Regions from separate parts of the Homo sapiens genome. Here region 2 is linked to region 1. A link is a contact called in ENCODE Hi-C or POLR2A ChIA-PET data. All regions are on one chromosome and are shown on one strand. Each heading gives the region's core, a stretch centred on a gene start or an enhancer-like site at or near the end of the contact. The rest is flanking DNA. Distances are from core to core; before and after follow the strand shown. Region 1 overlaps ADCY5 (adenylate cyclase 5). Region 2 has its middle 40 kb from the start of ADCY5.

What was found. Hi-C counts contacts between places; a loop is a spot of excess contacts on that map. ChIA-PET counts read pairs that join two places held with the same protein, here RNA polymerase II (POLR2A). Pooled maps may share reads with other maps.
Region 2: a map of posterior vena cava shows a loop between it and region 1 (4-fold over the local background). The contact joins two enhancer-like sites. A Hi-C loop is called at or near these places in 19 of 168 maps with a recorded cell type or tissue (CD4-positive, alpha-beta T cell, Calu3, GM23248 and 15 more), 1 of 37 single-sample maps with no recorded cell type and 2 of 50 pooled maps. POLR2A ChIA-PET finds 5 or more read pairs at or near these places in 2 of 52 experiments (HEK293T and Panc1).

What each region holds. Positions count from the first base shown.
Region 1 is chr3:123,342,226-123,345,110 of GRCh38, forward strand. All of the region lies in intron 3 of ADCY5 (adenylate cyclase 5), which reads right to left. Among named protein-coding and RNA genes, the nearest start is that of ADCY5, 110 kb to the right of the region's middle. RefSeq lists an enhancer at 1,317-1,986. Within about 2 kb of position 1,431, at least 4 of the 41 ENCODE cell types and tissues checked have a DNase peak (open chromatin) inside an H3K27ac peak, as active enhancers do.
Region 2 is chr3:123,487,697-123,490,581 of GRCh38, forward strand. No RefSeq gene overlaps it. Among named protein-coding and RNA genes, the nearest start is that of ADCY5, 40 kb to the left of the region's middle. Within about 2 kb of position 1,482, at least 3 of the 41 ENCODE cell types and tissues checked have a DNase peak (open chromatin) inside an H3K27ac peak, as active enhancers do.

The DNA of each region.
Region 1 (2,885 bases), core at 181-2,680:
AATCCGCCCACAGGTATCTGAGTATCTCGGACATTGTCGCGTGGTCATTATAATTCAGAACCACACTGCAGCAGAGCCAGACACCAGAGCAACCTGGGGAATGCAGCCAAGTCCTTGAAGGAGACAGGAGAGGAGATAATAACCTTAAAAGTGGGAGGTGTTGGGGAAAGACTGAGGAGACAGGGGATCTCTCCCCAAGACCCTGCCCCACCCCTGATGTGTGGGGAGCGGGGCTGACTACCTCATTGCCACACCAGACTTGGCAGCCCCTCTGCCGGGACCCTGGCTGCAGATCCACAGGACTCGGGTGCCTGATCCAAGTTGGTGAACCAAGATCCCCCAACCCGTGCCCCATCCTGAACCCTGGGGCCCTGCGGGGAATGTTTCTTAGGCAAAGGACCAGCACCCACTAGAGGAGACAGCTTTCTCGCCCTTCACACAAAGAAGAGTCTGGAATGATCTCTCACCCACCCAACACCTACGACCTTTAAAACCTCAGGGCTCCAGCTCAGGCACAGACCAGTCAGTGCAGGGTCATCCACAGTAAGAAGGAGCTCCTGTGAAAGCAGAGAATCCTTCAGAGCCCTCTCAGGCCTGGCTGGGGCGTTCTCTGGCCCCTGAAACCTTTGGGGTGTTGAGTTACCTGACCTTGACTCTCTGGTCGTCCACCCTGCCTCAAGGGCAATCAGTCTGCAGCCTCCTGCGCTGCGCGGGGCTGGGGACCTTCCATGCCCTACCTCACCTCAGCTCCCAGCAGCCCTGCAAGGAGTCCTGGGCTAGCTAGCTGGGCACCCTCTTACGGATGCTGCTCCTCTGTGCCTTTTATCACAATGATAACAGAACAATAGAGCAGTACGTTGTCTAACATTAATACCCTGTGAAGTCTGTGTCCCCTGGTCACTAAACCCTAGCTCCCACAAGAATGTGATAAACTCAGCTGACTAATTATTCATTGCTTAGTGTCTTCTCTAACAGAAGATGAGCTTCATGATGCCAGTGATGATGTGTACTTTAATCCATGTCACACTGCCCGCCTGTAGCTGAGTGTCCTGCAATGTGGCTGGTGGTCCCCACTGATGAGGCAGAGTTCACACACTAGCTGAATGGATGAGTGAATGGCCATCCCATGTTACAGTTGAGGACCATCCCCACCCCATGTTACAGGTGAGGAAACTGAGGCTCCGATTAGGTGCCTTGCCCAAGTTCCCACAGCCACCAGGCGGCAGAGCTGGGTGTGGACCTGTCTGCTTAACACAGGTGCTCATCTTGGTCCCTTCCACTGACTCCTGGGCAAGGGTGAGCTGCTGATGCCGAGGTCTGTTTGCATCTACCTTTGCTGTGACCCACGTGGTATGGCGCCTTCTCTGGCTGAGAAGGCTGAGGCTGACTGAGCTCTCCCCTCCCCAGGCAGAGCTCCAGGAGCTGTCCCTCCCTCCAGAATGCCTCTGCTGGCATGTCCCAGAGGCCCTTGTCCCTCCCAGGTGTGGGGAGGGCACAGCTCCCCCAGCCCTGGCGCTGTCAGCTGCAGCAAGTGCTGGTATCTGGGGTGGGGGAGGACAGGCAGGAGGGCTTGCAAGCCACTGGTGGACATCCCAGCATGGGCCCTGGCTCCAGCTGACCCCCCGCCCCGTCAGAAAGGCTGAAACATTTCCATTTGTCACCACACGTCAGACAGGGGAGACAACTAAGTGTCTCCGGGGTCTCCAGGGGTCCCCTGGCCTCTGGCCTGCGTCTGCCCACGGCCAGTGGTGGCTCAGCATCAAAACATCCTACAGGCTCCTTGGCCAGTCCCTGGCTGCGCCCCGGGGTGGTGTGTGCTGCACAACTATTCTCCTCAGGGCCAGGGGAGAATGAGGCCATGGACAGTGGTGGCCCCTGCCTGACACCCCGCCCTATCCAAGACAAACTCTTTTCCCCAAACCCCCATCAGTCTCTTCCTCTTCCTTAGATCCAGGCCCAGCCTGTCATGCTGTGGAGTTGATTTATTTTTCTTGTGGCCTTGCTCTCAGTGGGGCTAGAGAACAGCATGTCATCACCCTCTCTAAATACTACAACTCTGCAGAGAATTGATGAATGTGACTCATCACCCTCCATTCGCCAACTAGAGAATCCCCAGGCCTTTCTTTGTTGATATGAGTGTGATCATAATCATAAAAATAACAGTAACAATAATAATGGCAGCTCACAATTACCGAACACTTGTTATGTGCCAGATACTATGCTAAGCACTTTCCCCACATTATTCCATTTACTCTTTGCAACCCTATTAAGTAGGTACTCTTCCTATCCTATTACGCAGATGAGGAAACTGAGGTTCAGAGTGGCTCAATGCTTGTAACTTGTCCTGGTCACATGGCCAGGAAACAGCAGAGTAGGGGCAATGTGCAGAACTGCTTAACCCCAGCGCCTAGGCCTAACCACTGTGCCCCGCCCCATGAGCCCAGCCCCAAGGGGTGTTTTTAAACTATGATGTCACCCCCCATCTCCTACTTAACCACCAACCCAAGCCAAAAGTTCAACCCCAAAACAGAGACCAGAGCAAGCACTGTGTTTCTACCAAGGGCTACAACCAGTGCTGCTGATGTAACAGGGAAAGAGGCCCCAGAGGGACATTTGCATATGATTGCTTGCAGTTGGCCTCTGATGTGTACCAGCCACCTCTGTCCCTGGCGATGTCAGAGTCAGAATCGTCTCTGTCCCCATGAAAATTATAGCATCTTGATTTTTCTCTCCTTTCATCTCTTTCCTGATTGCTGTCATTGATCCTGGCACATCCCAGAGAGAAATACCCCCACTGTGGCAGGGGTCTGACATGCAGGCCACTCTGTGATTAGGGCAGTGTTCTTTTATCAACCCAAAGTCACTGCCTCCATGGGAGAGAGACA
Region 2 (2,885 bases), core at 232-2,731, 150 kb after region 1:
GAAAGATAAAAACATCTGGAGCACAAGGTAGGGATTAGTTTTGGTGAAAGGTCACCCCATCCATTCTAACATCAGGAAAAGGAAAGGATGATCCCAGCATGGGCAAGTTTATAGATCTGGTGACAAAAAAAGTGGAAGGAATTACTATCTGATGGCTCTGTTTTCTCTGTGAAATTGGGGGTGATATCCTGGGCTGATAGTGAGTAAGAGATTGAAAGATGAAGTTTAAAAGAAATTACAGAGAGTGTCCCAGGCAGGCAGCCCCAGGGTGAGGCCCAGCAGATTGATCACAGCACCACAGGTGCTGCCAGTCCCAGCCCAGTCTGCTCAGACAAGTTCACATCAAGTGGAAGCCTCCAGCCAGTGCTGCCGACACCTGGGTTCTCAGCCTAATAATTCAATTACCTATTTGATGATGGTGATTTCTATATATTTTTAAAGCCCCAAGGGGCTGGGCATGGTGGCTTACGCCTATAATCCCATCACTTTGGGAGGCCAAGGCAGGAGGATGGCATGAGCCCAGGAGTTTGGGGCCAGCCTGAGCAACATACTGAGACCCCAGCTCTACCAAAAACCTCCAAAATTATTCAGGTGTGGTGGTGCATGCCTGTAGTCCCAGCTATGGGGGAGGCTGAGGTGGGAGGATTGCTTGAGCCCGGGAAGTTGAGGCTGCTGTGAGCCCTGATCATGCCGCTGCATTCCAGCCTAGGTTATAGAGCAAGACCCTGCCTCAAAAGAAGAAAAAAGATCCCTAGAAACAACAGAGCAGGAACAAGGAAAAATCTTCCTAGAGCCCAGGCTAAACCCCCATCTCTCATTTTTCCCCTTGGATAGGTCAATATTCCCTGATGGGGACAGCTGCCACCGATAGATTAGTATTTTTCAAAGTGTGTTCAAAGAACTTTAGCCCTGAAGACGTGTCAAAGATAAAGGTGAAAAACAGGTTTGGAAAATCCTGCATTAACACTCCTCTTGGAGGTTGCATTCATATACAGAAAGATCTGAAACATTTAGCAGGAGAGAAAACTTTAATTTTTGTTTCAGTGTTTTAAACCACAGACTCCTCTCCCTAACATGCCCATGTTCCCATGATCACTGAGAACTAATAGTCTGTGGATTTCACCTTAACATATATTCGTTAAGTCAGCAAATCACTTGAACATGACTATCAGCCCAGGCACAATCAACTAGTTGTGGTTAGTGAAGGACATTATCCATTTGGTATGTCCAAAGTGGTTGTCATTTAAACAACTATCTCTTGAGGAAGATTTTCAGCCTGTTGAAGAGTGAGAATAATCTGTGGCATGAACAGAAGCATTTTAAATCTGTGAGAAAACTCACAGTCCAAGAGTCAAGTTAACTGAAATCCACAGAATAGACTGAACATGCTGCAGACAAGCATTCTTGGTCCAGACACCGCCTTATAAGGTGGCCTGACATTTTCTCATGGCCCAGGCCACCCTCCAAAAATATCCAGAGACAGAATAAGAGTGGGAACTGGCCTCCCTGAACGTTTCAAATATGAACAAGCAGGCTCTCCATGAAACAGGAGGGCTGACACCTGCTTTGCAAGCCAGCTCCAAAAGCGCTCTGCTTTTCAAAACCAAGTAGTTGCAGGGTCTGCGATGGGGAGGAGGGCTCTGCAGCTGGGAGAAAATAGATTGAGCCTCGAAGCACGCACCCAAGCTGGTTTCTTTGCTCCAAAAAAAGTGTTATTTCCTGTACTCCTCCAGAATATGCTTTAAAATCTGTCTTTGCTTTATATGGACAATAAAAGATCCGTGACTGATTTTCATTAGAGTGCCTCTGCCCCTTTCCGTGTCCTTGGGATGAAGCTGTTTCCCAAACTCCTTTGGCTCTTAAGGCCCCAATCGCTTGTGAGGTGCTGCCCCCGAGTGGGGAAGCCTGGCTACGACAACACCGAGGGGGAAATACAGATCCCGGCTTTAACCAAGTGCAGCATCTGGAAACACATCTGGATTGCCTGCACCCAAAGCCAAAGATAGATGTGAAAGCACTACCATGGTAACAAGTCTATGCTCTGGAATTAGGGAGCAGAAAGCGTGACTTCCAAACATAAAAATATTTATGAAATGGGCACTCTAGGTGCTTATATACACAGCCTTTCACATTCTTATTTTTGCTCACCAAATGAGGTTTTAGGGTGAATTGCCTTTTGTGGGAAGGATTATTTTTGGTATTGAGACTTGCCCTCATAGCACTAATATATCTTTAAATTAAAAGAAGTATTGGTCAAATAACCACACTGCTCTCTCTTCTAACTCTGGTTCTGTTATAGGCAGAGAAATGTTAATAGGTATGGCTAATTTTGGTAATAGTTGCTTAGAACAGTTTCTTCACCATTAAACTGTATGACAATGAGCCAGGCTATTTGTGAGGCTGGGATTTTTTTCTTTTCAATAATAAAAGGAATTGAAAAGCTAGTCCTCATTCTTGTTAAAGGGAATAGAAAAACACAGCAGTATTTTTGGAATGCTGTGTAACAGTAGGTCTCTTAATTATACCAATGGTAATTCCTCCAGGCTAAGGCTTATATTAACATAGTACACATAATTGCCACAAAATATGACAATGACAAATTGGAAAGCCCTTGTCTCCATTACCATGCTAACATTGTAAAGGTTGTGTTTTCTGAGTAGCCTCTACTATTAACTTTACCATCTGTTCCGCAGTTTCAGCTGCAATACTTTTTTCATAAATGAAAAAGCCAACCTCTGAAGCTGAATAGGCTCTACATGAGGAGAGGTGGTCTAACCTCTGAGCTGGGAACATCTAGGCTGCGATCAGATGGCATTTAGAAGGGAAGTGTTCTCCTTTGGAACAAAGACCACACTCTTAGGCCGTGGTGATGATCTGAGAAAGAG